5 separate regions of the Homo sapiens genome follow, and all the other regions are linked to region 5. Evidence: chromatin contacts called from ENCODE Hi-C or POLR2A ChIA-PET data. All regions are on one chromosome and are shown on one strand. Each heading gives the region's core, a stretch centred on a gene start or an enhancer-like site at or near the end of the contact. The rest is flanking DNA. Distances are from core to core; before and after follow the strand shown.

The links. A loop is a pair of places that touch in the nucleus more often than their neighbours do. ChIA-PET counts read pairs that join two places held with the same protein, here RNA polymerase II (POLR2A). Pooled maps may share reads with other maps.
Region 1: a pooled map shows a loop between it and region 5 (3-fold over the local background). The contact joins two enhancer-like sites. A Hi-C loop is called at or near these places in 9 of 50 pooled maps.
Region 2: a loop to region 5 is called in a map of naive thymus-derived CD4-positive, alpha-beta T cell, with 5 times the contacts of the local background. The contact joins the promoter of C11orf96 here to the enhancer-like site in region 5. A Hi-C loop is called at or near these places in 1 of 168 maps with a recorded cell type or tissue (naive thymus-derived CD4-positive, alpha-beta T cell) and 8 of 50 pooled maps. POLR2A ChIA-PET finds 5 or more read pairs at or near these places in 1 of 52 experiments (activated naive CD8-positive, alpha-beta T cell).
Region 3: a loop to region 5 is called in a map of CD8-positive, alpha-beta T cell, with 17 times the contacts of the local background. The contact joins the promoter of ACCS here to the enhancer-like site in region 5. A Hi-C loop is called at or near these places in 3 of 168 maps with a recorded cell type or tissue (CD4-positive, alpha-beta T cell, CD8-positive, alpha-beta T cell and naive thymus-derived CD4-positive, alpha-beta T cell), 1 of 37 single-sample maps with no recorded cell type and 14 of 50 pooled maps.
Region 4: a loop to region 5 is called in a map of naive thymus-derived CD4-positive, alpha-beta T cell, with 5 times the contacts of the local background. The contact joins the promoter of EXT2 here to the enhancer-like site in region 5. A Hi-C loop is called at or near these places in 1 of 168 maps with a recorded cell type or tissue (naive thymus-derived CD4-positive, alpha-beta T cell) and 6 of 50 pooled maps. POLR2A ChIA-PET finds 5 or more read pairs at or near these places in 1 of 52 experiments (T-cell).

What each region holds. Positions count from the first base shown.
Region 1 is chr11:44,035,882-44,038,790 of GRCh38, reverse strand. It overlaps a transcript of ACCSL not described here. Among named protein-coding and RNA genes, the nearest start is that of ACCSL, 11 kb to the left of the region's middle. Within about 2 kb of position 1,315, at least 5 of the 41 ENCODE cell types and tissues checked have a DNase peak (open chromatin) inside an H3K27ac peak, as active enhancers do.
Region 2 is chr11:43,941,311-43,944,010 of GRCh38, reverse strand. It overlaps C11orf96 (chromosome 11 open reading frame 96), which reads right to left and starts at 1,374. Exons shown (of 1, transcript NM_001145033.2): 1 at 133-1,374. The coding sequence starts at 1,106. The coding sequence ends at 738. It also overlaps a transcript of ACCSL not described here. RefSeq lists an enhancer at 1-747 and silencers at 1,487-1,616, 1,657-1,786.
Region 3 is chr11:44,064,794-44,067,537 of GRCh38, reverse strand. It overlaps ACCS (1-aminocyclopropane-1-carboxylate synthase homolog (inactive)), which reads right to left and starts at 1,268. Exons shown (of 15, transcript NM_032592.4): 1 at 837-1,268. RefSeq lists enhancers at 1,099-1,288, 1,309-1,398, 1,499-1,628.
Region 4 is chr11:44,094,378-44,097,317 of GRCh38, reverse strand. EXT2 (exostosin glycosyltransferase 2) reads right to left here and starts at 1,640. Exons shown (of 14, transcript NM_207122.2): 1 at 1,466-1,640. RefSeq lists an enhancer at 684-733 and a silencer at 1,154-1,773.
Region 5 is chr11:43,642,926-43,645,625 of GRCh38, reverse strand. It overlaps a transcript of HSD17B12 not described here. Among named protein-coding and RNA genes, the nearest start is that of HSD17B12, 36 kb to the left of the region's middle. RefSeq lists an enhancer at 1,304-1,493. Within about 2 kb of position 1,450, at least 25 of the 41 ENCODE cell types and tissues checked have a DNase peak (open chromatin) inside an H3K27ac peak, as active enhancers do; they include CD8-positive, alpha-beta T cell, where a contact is called at or near this core.

The sequences.
Region 1 (2,909 bases), core at 66-2,565, 390 kb before region 5:
TTCAAAATTTTTTAAAAAGTAAGGCCAGCCAAGCAAAGTCATTTTGCCCGTTGATTTCAGCCCTGTAGCCATCATTTGCAAGCTCTTCAGTGTGGCAAATAGAGCTTTGGAATAATCAGTCACATCTAGCTCCCTACTCTCATCCTTTGCATTCCTCTCCCCCTCACTCTACCCTCTAACTCTACCCTCTAACAACCCAAATCATTGAGCCTCCTTAACTCTCCCAGCACACCAGGATTTCTTGTTCCCCCGGGCCTTTGCACATGCTGCCTCTCCACTGGAAAGCCCTGTCAGAGGCTTGCCCACTCTGCGCATTCCTGCTTATACTTCAAGTCTAAGCTCTTTTATCACCTCCTCCAAGGAGCCTTCCTCCTTAACTCCTCAGGCAGATAAAGGGACCCATGCCTATGTTCCCACATACTTTGTTCATGCCCTCTGTATAAAACACAACAGGTAGGCAGTGCTTTAGAGTCTTGGCTCTAACATGAATCCAGCGTCTGGGCTACTCTGTCCTCAGATACCTGCTTGGCTCACTCCCTCATCTCCTTCAAGGCTTTGCTCAAAGCTCACCTTCTCCCAGAGTCCTGCTATGACCACCTATTTAATTCTACAACCCGCTCCTCATGCTCACCACACTGCAGTTCCCCCTCCTCCATCCCACCTTTCATTTTTATAGCACTTTTCCCCTTCAAGCATACTATATAATGTACTCATTTATTACATGCATCGTTTATTTTCAGTCCCCTTCTCTAGAAGGTAAACTCCATGAGGGCAGAGGTCTTCAATTGCTTTGTTTACTGATATTTCTCAAACGCAAAGAAGGGTGGTTGGCCCATGGAAGAGCTCAATAATGTCTGTGAATGAATAAATGAATGACCAAGTGGATGGATGGATGGATGGATGGATGGATGGATGGATGCATGGATGGATGAATACCATAATGCAATTTTCTAAGGTCTGGGCCCCCTTCTGGTCTGTACACTATTCACGTTCTACCATAGTTCCAAGGCACACAGGGAGTTTTTAGTTAATATTTGTTGAATATTCATTTCTAACTAATCTTTCAATGACTGAAGACAAGAATGAAGAAATCAATCAGTTGCAGGCACCTTGTGAATGTTGACAGTAGAGTGAAGATTTACCCAGTGGAAAAACTTCACCTTCCACAGCCTGGGAGCCTCTCTGCTGCGGGCACCCTGACTACAGCAGCTGTAACACGGATTTGCCAAGAGGGGTCGCTAAACCCTTATTTTCTTGCCTAGTGCAGAAAACTCAGGCCAGCCAGCACTGCAGACTCAGAGAAGCAGCGGGTGAGAGGAGTATAGAAGAGGCCAGACAAGGAGCAGCCAGTGCGCCATCCGCGCGTGCGTGACCTCAGAAAGGCTGGGAGCAGGCAATTGCATCTCTTTTCTGACCCACTGCAACCGCTGGTGGCTCTTGGGATCTCTTAGTATTTCTGTTTTACAGACAGGACTCAGGGCTCAGAGAGGTTGGGTACCTTGGTCACTGTCACAACCAGAATCTAGTGATAGGATTAGAATCCAGAATTGGCAAATACGACTGTTCCTGCTACCACCCCTTTGGCATCTCTGCTCCAAAAGCAAACAAATTCCAAGTACAACATCTGGCATGGCCTAATTTAGAAGGCCTGTAGGTTCCAAGGTTGGGGAAAGGTGGAGGTAGGCAGTGGGAGATGGGGAAAGGAGGAGAATTCCTCTTCCAGGGACACTGACCCAGCTGCCCTCAGCTCTCCCCATCCCTCCAGATTGCATAACCTTTTCTCCCTTGACTTCAGTTCTCTGGGCTTCTAAGTGGTCACTGGCCTCATACAAACTCACTTTGGAGACAGCAGCCTGGAAGGCACAGAGGTGCAGCCAGTGGGAAGAGACTGCAAAAGGTCCCCAACCCATCAAGGAAACTGTGGTCCAGAGAGAGGTAGAGGAACCTACCTGGCAAGACCCTGGCCCGTCCATGCCAGAACCTGGGAATCTTTTTTTTTTTTTTTTTTTGAGCTGGTGTCTTGCTCTGTCACCCAGGCTGGAGTGCAGTGGGGCGATCTTGACTCACTGCATCCTTTGCCCCCAGGGTTCAAGCGATGCTCCTGCCTCAGCCTCCCAAGTAGCTGGGATTACATGTGTGCACCACCACACATGGGTAATTTTTGTATTTTTTGTAGAGACAGGGTTTTGCCATGTTGGCCAGGCTGGTCTCAAACTCCTGGCCTCAAGTGATCCACCTACCTTGGCCTCCTAAAGTGCTGGGATTGCAGGTGTGCACCACAGCACCTGGCATAGAACCTGGGAATCTGTAATACTGGGCCCTGGGTTCCATATAACGGGCCTCCCAACAATTCAATGAGGAACGTGTCCTTGGCCCCATTTTATAGGTAACAAAACTGAGGCCCAGCGAGGTTCCTCAATCTTGTCCAAGTTCATGCTACTTGCTTGGGCCTGACTGCAGACCTGTCTGAATCCAGGCCCAGAGTATTCTCTTCACAGATTCCTGGGCCACAGTGACAGGACCCTAACAATTCCTTTAGGTCTGGCCTGGTCTCTAGGTTGTATGAGGTGACCTGGAATGGGGATCCTGGGGAGGAGGAAGGTCACCATGTCGGGGTCCTAATGGCTCTTGCCCACTTTCCTCCAGCGGGGGCCGAAGGCCAGTTACCCAGTTGGTTGCTACCTGGTTGCCCCCTGGGGAACAGTCTGGCTCAAACCACTTACATTGCAGGGACTGTTTTTCAAAGGGCACTGAAGTTCTCCCCTTCTCCAGAAAAGTTCCCTGACTGCTCCAGCCCCCTCGGAACTTCAACTATTCTTTTCTTTCTTTCTTTTTTTTTTTTTTTTTTTTTTTTACACAGAGTCTCACTCTATGGCTCAGGCTGGAGTGCAATGGCGTGATCTCGGCTC
Region 2 (2,700 bases), core at 125-2,624, 300 kb before region 5:
GAAGCTTGTGGAGGTAGCTCCACTCCCGGCTCCCTGGTCCGACATCCCCCTGCCACCTCCTCCCCCACCTCCCCGAGTCTTGGGAGCCTGGACCCCGAAGGTGCAAAAAGTCAAGAGCCTGGAAAACTGCACTGTGCAAATATATTGACTTTATTTGTCTCCTTTCAGGAGCCTCACAGACATATCCAGGTAAAAAGATCGTTAAATAAATGCCTTCAGCCATCGCAATGCAAAAATAAATATCAATCCTCCAGACGCAGTAGCAGCCGCGCTGCGCCCAAAGTCCCAACGGCCACGCCTAACAATTATAAAAGTGTTCAGCGAGAGTGTTGGCGTGAGTGTGAATGGGTGTGCGCTGGGGGGCACGGTGGAGCGGTGTGCAAAATCGGAGTTGCAAACCATCGGACAAGGGCATGGAGTGGCTACCCGCCGCCGACTCAGCGCGGGCGCGCCTCCCCGCACACACTCACAGCAGAGTTCGCACTGGGAAGAGTTAAAAAATAAACATTTACAAGGACGAGGAAAGCGGCCCCGCTCCCGGCGCTCCCGGGCCAGGGCGAGCGCGGCGAGGGGCGCACCGACCGGTTCGCAGCGGGGCGGGAGTCCGAGCGCGCGAGGAGCGGCGGTCCCGGGTCCTTGCGGGTCCCCCGGGAGCAGGGCGCGGGCACTCTCGGGGTTCACACGCCGGTCCCCGCGCGGACCGCGGACGCGCGCGTCCCCCCCGCGGGCGGCGCCCCTTACAGGGCCGAGTCGGAGTCGCTGGAGTCCAGGCTGTTCCTCAGTTTGCAGCTGCTGAGCTGCTCCCGCTGCAGCGACAGGCTCTGCGTGCTGCGGCGCAGGCACTCCAGGCTCTGCAGGAACGACTTCTTGGCCTTCTCCTCCTCCATGGGGGACACCCCCTCCTCCTCCACCTCCTGGATCTCGTCGAAGGTCACCGGCTGCGTCTTGAAGCGAGACTGGCGCGGCCGCCGCAGCCGGCCCCGGCCCTTGGGCAGCTTGGCGGGCCGCACGGGCTGCGGGAACTCGTCGGCCAGGCACACGAAGTGCGGCATCACCGCCTGGTAACTGGAGCAGATGCCCATCAGCTCGCCGGGCTTGGCGGCCATGGCGCCTCCGGCGTCTGCGGGGCCGGGCGGCGGGGCGCCGGGGCTCTCCGAGGGCGGCCGCTGCGCCGGGGCCCCCCGGGAGGCAGCAGCCGGGGGCTCGCCGGGCGGGGGATCCAAATCTGCTGCGGGGTGGCGGCGGCCCTCGCGGGCCCGGGCCGGCGCTCCTCGGGAGGGCGGGCGGGCGGGCGGACCCGTCGGGGGGCACGGGGCTCGGGGGGCGCTGTTCCGCCGCGCTCCGAGGCGCTCGCCGCCGCTGCTGTCGCCGTCTGCCCCGCGGCGGCCAGGCTCGCGGCTTATATAGCCCGCGGCTGCCCACACGGCTCTGAGCTCGGATGACAGCGAATGCCATTTAAAGCGTGCGCGCCCCGCGCCCTTCCGCCTGACGTCGCCCCGCCGCTCTGGGAAAGTAACGGCCCCTTCCCCGGCGCCGCCCGCCCCCCGCCAACCGGCTCCGGAAGGCAGGCCCCGCCCGCGGGGGTTCCGGGAGAAGCCGCGGCCCCGGAGCACGCGGCTGGCCCGAGCTGCGCCCGGACAGGGACCCTCAATCGCCGCGACTGGGCGGGCACTGTCCCTTCTGGGATCCCCAAGTCTGCACCAACCGGGTTGGCCGCGGGGCCGCAGGTCCCCCTCCCCCGCCCCCTGGTCCCAGATGCACACACTTGAGGCGCTGGTTATTCCACCGCCGGTTCTGCGCGGGGCGCGAGGCAGCTCTCAGCTCTCTTTGCAGCCTGGCGAGCCTGAGCGCCCGGCTCCCCAGAGCTGAGCTCGGAAGAAGGGGTGGGCTCCCCTTCTGGATCCTTGCCACCCCCCTCCGCAGGCGCGCGCGCGCACACACACACACACACACACACACACACACACACACACACGCACGAATGCAAACACATCTCGATTATTCCATTCCGGTTCTTCCCTTCCCTAGATGTCTTCTTTATGTTTGTCTCCTCACTCCCCCACCCAAGTCCCTCGGGCACCCCCATTCATGCTCTGAAGAGTGACACTTGGATATGGCACTAACAACAACAACAACAATAATAGCTACCATCTGGAGAGCTTTACTCCAAGCCAACCATGAGCTCTGTTTTACGTATATTATCCTGTTTAATCTTCACAGCAGCAGCCCTATGAGGTAATTGGTATTCTCTCATTTTTACATATGGGAAAACCAGGCACAGAGGGGATAAGTAACTGGTCCACTAGTATCTGATGGAAACAGATGGGCTGACTCCAGAGTCCATGCTCTGACAGCCCCCTGCTGAGGGTGAGTACCCTGAGCTAAATCTCACCAGTGTTCCCAAGGTCTCTAAGAGCAGGTCCACAGGGCAGTCCCTGCCCTATGTCCTGGGACTCCCAAGAGGAAACTGTGAGCCTGGCCATGGCCAAGTGGGCTTGAGATGTGGGGCACTGACAGGCACCCAGCAGGGCTCACAGGGCCACCCAAAAAGGAGGGGGTCAGTGGGATTTGGCCTCCGTCCTTTCCGTATCCACTCAACACAGATTTACTGAGAAGTTACTTTCCTGCTCAGGAAAGGCATGGAAGCCAACAAGAAAGGTACAGTCCTGGCCCTCATGAAAGTTACATTCTAATGGGAGT
Region 3 (2,744 bases), core at 19-2,518, 420 kb before region 5:
TCTTATCTGCCCCTTCCTTTAGGTTTATGCACTCATCACTTCCTGTGTCCCTTAGCTGTAACCATATGTGCAACGACTTCAACAAGAAAAATCTGTTAAGGACCTAGTACGTGCCAGGGACTGCACTTGCCACATTGACGTGACTTTAATGTATTGCTGCTTTAGCGTGTTCTACTTCTGCAAAAGTTTTTCACTCTCCAGCCTAAGGGGTCATCAACATTCTTTTTCCACCCTTGCTCACCTCAATTACCAAATGCCAGGTTAAAATTTCCTGAGTTAAAGCAGAGTATTGCCTGGGAGTCCTGGGGGTCTTGTGGTGTAAAGGGTAGGATGAGATTATGTGGTGTTCTGAGGCAGATGGCGGGTAGGAACTGAGGGAAGGGAGGAATGGGAACCTCCACAAGTGCAGGCAACCCAGGCAGAGCTCCAGGGCCTGCCTCTTCAGTCCTGAAGAAACGAGGTGTGGACACCAAGGAGAGGGTGGTCTACTCCTGCCCGCGGGTGTGAACTCCTTCACTTCTCTAAGCCAGTTTAGTTTCCTCATCTGCACAGTGGATATAACAGTAACCACCTCGGGGTGGCCGTGAAGACATAAATATATATGTTAGTGACAATAAAGTACTTAGAACAAATCCTGGCTGATGACCAAAGTTCAATAAAATATGAGTCATTATAGCGTAACTCCTTGCCAATTTTCCCAGTCCTGATGCACAACACAAGCTCTGGTAACACTGGGCGCACCATAAACTCAGCGGGTACCCGCAGTTAAATTTTCCTCCGCAAAGTCTTCTCAGGGGTACTCTTTAAATTGGCTGGGCTCTCCCAAGAGCGCTCACCTCCAGCTCTCCCGACAGCCCAGGTCCGAGGAAGGGCAGCACAGTGGGCGGAAGCCGGGGTGGGAGTAAAGCCTGGGGTAGGGGGGCGGCGGGGTTCGAGCCTCCAGGCGTCCAGCAGGACGGCGGCGAATCCACAGCCAGATACCCGCACTCGATGAGGCCTTGGAATCCCGCAAGTGGGGCGGCTACCGCGCACGAAGAACCGAAACGGCCTTCTACAGGGCGGAGGACGTCTCGCGAGAGACGGCTCCAGGTTTCCAGGCAGAGGAAGTGTGATCGGCGCCAAGGGATTCGAGATGGAAGGGCAGAGGCTTTTGCAAAGTGCACAGAGGGAGGCCTGAACGGCTTCCTCCTCTGCAAAGTAGTGGATCCCACCTACTTGGCGGAGCTGGAGGAGGCGGTGCTGGCACTCGGTGGGCGCCCATCACGTGTAGGTTTTCTCCGCCCGGAAACGCCCTGCGGCGACTTACGCGTGGGTGAGGACAGCGCCCCCCTGCGCTCAGCGCGCCCGGACTAGGAGACTGAGGGCGGTCCGCACCGGGTTGGGCTTCCAGGCCTGTTCAGGGCGCAGTTCGTCCCCTTGCCACTCAGGCGGGGGCGGTCTCGGCGGGGACTACGCTTTAAGGGTGGCACACGAGGTAGCACCGCGGGACCAGGAAAAGGGAAAGGGGCGTAATGCCGTTTCCCACCTCCACTCTGGGTGGCCTGCGCGTGCTGGGCCGCCGCCGGGCCGGGTCTGCCACCTCCTTCTGCCTCCTGGCCTTGGTTCTCCAGTTTTCAAAGGAGGTTAGAGCCACAGAAATTTCTTGCCAAAGTATGCTTGGCTGCGGCCCACACAAAGGGCTTTTTAGATTCGGGTGTGAGCATCCTTATGGCCTTTCATCGCAGTTTGTCATTTCTGCCCCTTTCATTTGTAGGGGATTTTCTGTAGCCCTCATAGGTTCTTAGTTGGGGGAGACTCCTGTTACAAAAGACAAATTAACAAGAGAAAAACAGACAGAAATTTACTGACATGTGTATTTCATTTATACATGAGAAATCTGGAGGGAATGAGTCGTTCTGGAAGAGGTGACTTTGAATTCCAGTTTTTATAGCATCTTCAACAAAGAACAGTAATTTTTTTAAGTTACAAGACAAAGAAATAGGGCTTTGAGTCTCTCCAGGAGGCAACTTGTGAGAAGGCAAAAAAAAAAAAAAAAAAAAAAGACAAAGGCCAGTTAGTCAAGCTTGTTAATGTAAATTCCTCTGGTACCATCTCCAGGCCATAGGGGTCTAAAGTTGTCTTTGTTCTCCTAGGTAGACAGAGGGACAGGATACCTTTTGTCTTTGTAAACCTGTGTCCTACTTTTAGGCAAATAGGGCCAGGGTAGAGAGCTTTCCTGAATGTGCTGCTGCTTGTCTTTAGCACAATCCTTCATGTTTTGGGGAGGCATGTCCTGGTCTCCCACACGTGCCTGCAATATTTGTTGAACTCTGGCTAGGTGTGGCGGCCCACGCCTGTAATGCCAACACTTTGAGAGGACAAGGTGGGAGCATCCCTTGAACCCAGGAGTTTGAAACCAGCCTGGGCAACATAGAGAGACCGTGTCTCTACCAAAAAAAGGTTTTTATGTTTTTTTGTTTTTTTGAGACGGAGTCTCGCTCTGTCATCCAGGCTGGAGTGCAGTGGCACAATCTCTGCTCACTGCAACCTCCGCCTCCCGGGTTCAAGCAATTCTTTTGTCTCAGCCTCCCCAGTAGCTGGGACTACAGGCACGCACCACCACGCCTGGCTAATTTTTGTATTTTTAGTAGAGATGGAGTTTCACCATATTGTCCCGACTGGTCTTGAACTCCTGACCTCGTGATCTGCCCGCCTCGGCCTCCCAAGTGCTGGGATGGCAGGCGTGAGCCACTGCACTCAGCCAA
Region 4 (2,940 bases), core at 391-2,890, 450 kb before region 5:
AATTATTTTCAATTAAAAACAATGCCCTTTTAATCATGGGAATTATACCATAAGACAATGTGTGTCATTACATAATTAATATGTAAATCTTACTAAGCACTTACTACATGCCAGGGTCTGTTTTAAGCACTTTATAGTGTTAACTTATTTAATCTTCATAACAGCACTATAAGCCAAGCTATTATTACCCTCATTTTACAGATGGGGATAGTACAACAGAAAGTTTAAGTACCTGGCCCAATATTACACAACTGGAAATGCCAAAGCTAGGATTCACAGCATGGCAGTCTGGCCCCAAAACTGATTATCCATTCATACCCTCACATGCAACCAGGAAGTCGGGGAAAGTGAATGATGGAAACTGAATCATCTATTTTATTACAGTGAATAGCCTTTGAGTTCTGAAAGTTACAAACTAAGTCCAGTTAAAGTACATAGAGCACTTACCTGACTTACAAGAAGTTAAGACTTACAAGAATTTAAATGTACATATTTCAAGACCATATCTTCACATAAATAAGTCAAGAACCTTTCTAGATTAGCATTGCCCAATCAGTAACACCAAGCAATTCTTTGATTCTCAAAATTGTGTGTTTAGATCTGGTTCCCACCGAATGTAACAAAGCCCCAAACACCTCTGGACTTCAAGTTGAAGCCCAGAGCCAGTGTGCTTCTGGCCACCTAGTCCCGAGACTAACATGCCCCTGGCCCCGGCCCGACACACCCCCGGGCCACCTAGTCCCTGGCCTAACATGCCACCAGCAATCTAGTCCGCAGTCTAACATACTCCTGCCCCGTCCTGACAGGCCCCCGGCCACCCAGTCCCCTGCCTAACACGCCCCCAGCCACCTAGTGCCTGGCCCAACATGACCCCGGCCACCCAGTCCCCGGCCTAACACGCCCCCGGCCATCTAGTTCCCGGTCACCCAGTCCCCGGCCTAACACGCCCCCGACCACCCAGTCCCCGGCATAACATGCCCCTGGCCCCTTCCCTACCTCGTCCCACGGCTTCTGGCACCGCAAGGGATGCCGCAGGCCACCACCGGACCCTGAGGCGCAGGACATCCCCCTGGGAGGAATCAGATCCCTGTGGCTGGCGGGAAGGTGGCAGCAGGAAGGGAGGGGTCACGGCGGAGGGCGGAGGGCGGGTCGCAGGAGGAAAGGAAGGAGCGGACTGGGGGCGAAGGTTGGCTAGGAGAACAGGTGGGTACCAAGATGCTGAAAGCGCGGCCGCCGCCGGAGGAGAAGGAGAAGCAGGAGTGGAAATCGGAGCGCTCCAAAAGCGGGCAGTCATTGTCACAGCCCCGGCGGGGCTGGGGGTGGCCTCTCGCAGCCCACGGGCCTCCACGGAGCCTCCGCGCGGCCGCGCTCCCTCGGCCCTTGTCCCGACCCAGCAGCGGCCCCCGGAGGCCCGAGCCCTCGCTTCAGCGCCCGCCCGGCCGCCGCCCTGGAGAGCCGCGCTTACCTCGGCCACGGCTGCCTCCCGCTCGGCCCCGAGCTTGGTCACCGGCTCATGCCGCGGGGCGCGGGCCACCTCCGCCCAGGTCGGATCGGTCCGAATCGCCAGCCGCCACTGCCAGGGCCGAGTCTGGGCTGGCGAGCAGCGAGCGAGGGGCCGGTAACCGGGATCCGGGCCGTCTGACACCGAGCGCACTGCGCATGCGGGAGCTGCCGGGCCGCGCCTCCTGCTGGACAGGAGGAGTCCGAGCACCGCTGCAGTGTTTTCCCAGGCAGGCGCGCTCAGGCTCCGCAGTGAAATGCTCAGACAGCCTCATTCATAATTAAAGAATCCTTAAACCCAAACGAGACACCACGCGTTGCTTATAAAACTAACAAATATGTAGACGTTTTATTATAATCAGTTCTGGTGAGCGTATAACATTCCTGGAGGGCAATTTGGTACTATCCATCAAACGGAAAATGCTGGTACCCTTCATTCCAACAAGCTCTCTGTACGGAGTTTGCCCTATGGATATTCTCAACAATGTTTGTCAAAAAGTTCCATGACAGCATTCTTTCTAATCATAGCGAAATGCTAGACACAATCGAAATAAATTATGGAATTTGATTGATTTGAGTAATGTGAGATAGTGCAATATATTTGGGTAAGGAAATATCTCCAAGATATTAGTTAAGATCAAAGCGTAGTCCAAAACAGCGGGCAAGTCACTTTTAGGTAAACTATGCATATGCAAAAACAAGAGGGAGAAATATATAAAGTAGGTGCTTATATTCAGGCATGTGTATAACTTTTTTCTGGAAGGAATGCAAGAAGAAATGAACAGCTTCAGGTGGAGTAGTTGTCGAGGCGGAAATGGAAGCATTTATGGCGAGGAAAGGTGGCTCACGCCTGTAATTCCAGCATTTGGGGAGGCCTAAACGAGAGGATCGCTTGAGCCCAAGAGTTTGAGACCAGCCTGGGCAGCAGAGCAAGACCCCATCTCTACAAAAAATAAAAAGTTAACTAGGCATCGTAGCACACGCTTGTAGTCCCAACTACTTAGGAGGCAGAGGCAGGAAGATTGCTTGAGCCCAGGAGGTCAAGGCTGCAGTGGGCCGTGGTCGTGCCACTGCACTCCAGCCTGGGTGATAGAGCAAGACCCTGTCTCCAAAAAAAAAAAAAAAAAACGCATTTTTGTTTTGTATCTTTCTCTATTATTTACATGATTTAGCCCTATCCATGCACACTAAAACCGCTGTCATAAAGCAGTAAGTGGAAACTAAAAAATTAAATTAAAATTCAGAGCGATGTTATTGAGAGGTTAATGAAATGACCCCTGGGCCTGCGATGTTGGTTTGGTAGAGTTGTGGGTCTGGCTACAGGATCCAAATCCCTTCTGGTCCCAGATGTACTTTGGCGCCATCTGGTGGAAGTTGTCACTGATAGCTTAAATATTCAAAGTGATGATTCTGAGACTAGATACCTACAGAGGCTTCCGG
Region 5 (2,700 bases), core at 201-2,700:
GGGCTTTTTAATGATATATGAAAGTGGTTTATTTAGTTTTTATATGCACTAAAATACCAAGAGAAATGGAATACAATTTTTACTCTCTCTATAAATCATTTCTGTCACGTGGTGGCCCCTAAAACTAAAACTTGATAGCTGATTTCCAAAACCACTGTTGTACCTTATTTCAAATCTCCCACCTTACCAAACTTGAATGAAAAAATGTTTTAGATACCAGTTCTACTTGTGGGAAAAAGCTTTTAAATACTGCCTGAAAAATGGCTTTTCATGACCAGTTAGATTTCAAAACTTACAGACAATACCATGGAAATAAGGCGGAATTTATGGAGCAGTACATTGTGGCAGAAACAATGAGGTCCAATTCGTGTAGACAGACAAAACAGGTACTGCCATTCTTGGCTATCTAGTGTTATCCTGAGATTGTGATACACGACATTACACATCAGTACACGGTGCTTCATTTAGCCTCAAATGTTGAAACAGTACCCAATATCAAAGATCAGGGTCCCAACATGCAGAGAAACTCTGAGCCAAGAGTAAGGTAACACAGCTCAAAGCAAACCTAATTTCCATAAATAAACTCAAACAACTTCACAGCACCAGGGAAGCCTGGGGGAGCTGGCTCCCTAGAACTAAAGGTACCTGCAACCCTGGTGCTCGTTTTAAATTCAGTTTTGCACACATATCTTTCTACAAGCAATTGCAAAGCTCCCAAGATTTAGGAACACATCCAAGTTAATAAGAAGGCATTTCACAAGTAGGAACTGCCTGACACTGCCTTTCAGCATTAGCAAACGAGGGGAAAGTTCACCACATGCAAGGGAAAGCCAACCACACGATCATGGACACGTTCATAACTCCTGCAACTGCTCACACCCCACACCAGACAGACAACACCCAGGACACTGCTGTACATCTTACAAAATTCCAGTTCTTGCTTAAATCCCACCAGACCCAAGAAAAAGAGCCCAGTCCAACCCCAAATAGGGCCATGAGTACCAACAGCCATATGGACAGAGCCAAATGCGCTAAGAACAGTGGAGGATGCAAGCTACAAACCACAACACAGAAAGCACAACCCCATATGCCTAGGCGCCGGCCACCCAGATATTTCAAAGGCAGAATGCCAGACGACCAAGGTCCGGCCGGCTGGGAACCCTCACCGACCCTGCAGCCGCTACAGGCCCCTTGACCGCTATAACGACGGCAAATCCCAATGTTAACCCATCAGGCTGCTTGCCCACCTTCCAGGAACACAACTAACAGGCCCTTGGCAACCTGGGGGGCTGTTGGTGGCCTTCTAACGGGACCGACAGCCCCCCAAACCCTCCGAAAGGCAGAAACCCTCAACTCCCTGCCTCGGCGGCGGCCATCACGGCAAGAAAGCAGGCTTTTACGACAACTCCCACAATGCCCGCGGCCTACAACTCCCAGTGTGCACCGGGCGCCGCCGCGGTTAACCCTGTAGTGGCGCCGGGCTGGCGAGCCCTGCACCCTTTCCCCTCCCAACGGCCAATTGTTGCACCTACTTTCACCCTTTCAATCTGAAAGTAACTTCGGAAATTTTCTCAAACACCTATAGTTACGCTATCTAGCCGCCTTCCCTTATCACACAAACAACCTCAACTGCTCAGAAAATTATCCTTGACAGAGAAACATTTGTTAATCTCTAGAGCACTCCTCATAGTGTCAAATGCTTCCCATTTGAAAAGGGGACACTTAACTTCAATTAATCTTCCCCTTCGACTTTATCATTTTCCAACATTTTTCTAAGTTATTATACTCCAGAGATTCGTGTACTCAACACTATTAATTTAAAATCTGTTTTCTAACTTCTGGGAAGCAACAAGAGAGAAAGACTATCCTATAACTGCCCACAATGTTCTACATCTCTCCATTTTATAAGACAAATTTCCTCCAATATATTGTCTCAAAAAAATTATGCGACTCCAAGTAAGTCCTAATAAGAAATATTAAATATGGGCAATATATTTTTTCAATTTGAAGTTAGTTTTTTTTAGGGGAAAACCTGGGTTGTGTCAATATACTTTGGTTTCCCTTTCACTCTCTTGATAGATAATCAGAAATATAATAATGCTGCTTTATTACTTTTTAATTTTAAAATGCCAACAAGCAACAAGTAAAGAAACATTTTAATAAAATTTGAAAAATAAACTAAGAGTTCATTCTTTCAGGAGACTGCACAATTACATATTTTATTCATAAATGAACTCCTTCAAGGTTTTTCTCATTTTAATTAAAAATAAGAGTTTAAAAACGCATTTCTTTGAAATAGTTTGCCCATAATTTCAGTAAAGATTAACAATCACGTTTAAAGAACACTGTATCATCAATGTAAGTTCAATATCCTGTTTGTACATACAGTACAAACTGTAACATGCCCAGACGTATAACTGAGAGATAAAATAATTGTTTAGTATTTGATGCATACACTAAGGCAACAACTAGAATTCTCCCAAATTATCTGCTATTTTTCTCACATCCAAATATAAAATGAAATGTACATAATGTCTGATTTTTCCACAGAAACAATTTGCCATTTGAAAGGGCACTCAAAATGTATCATGAATTTCAAATCACAAAACTCAGAAATCCTAATACACATGCAAAAACCTAAAGCCTTGTTGGAAAGATACGTATTTAGTAAGACTCTACGAAATTATATTTTAAATGTGC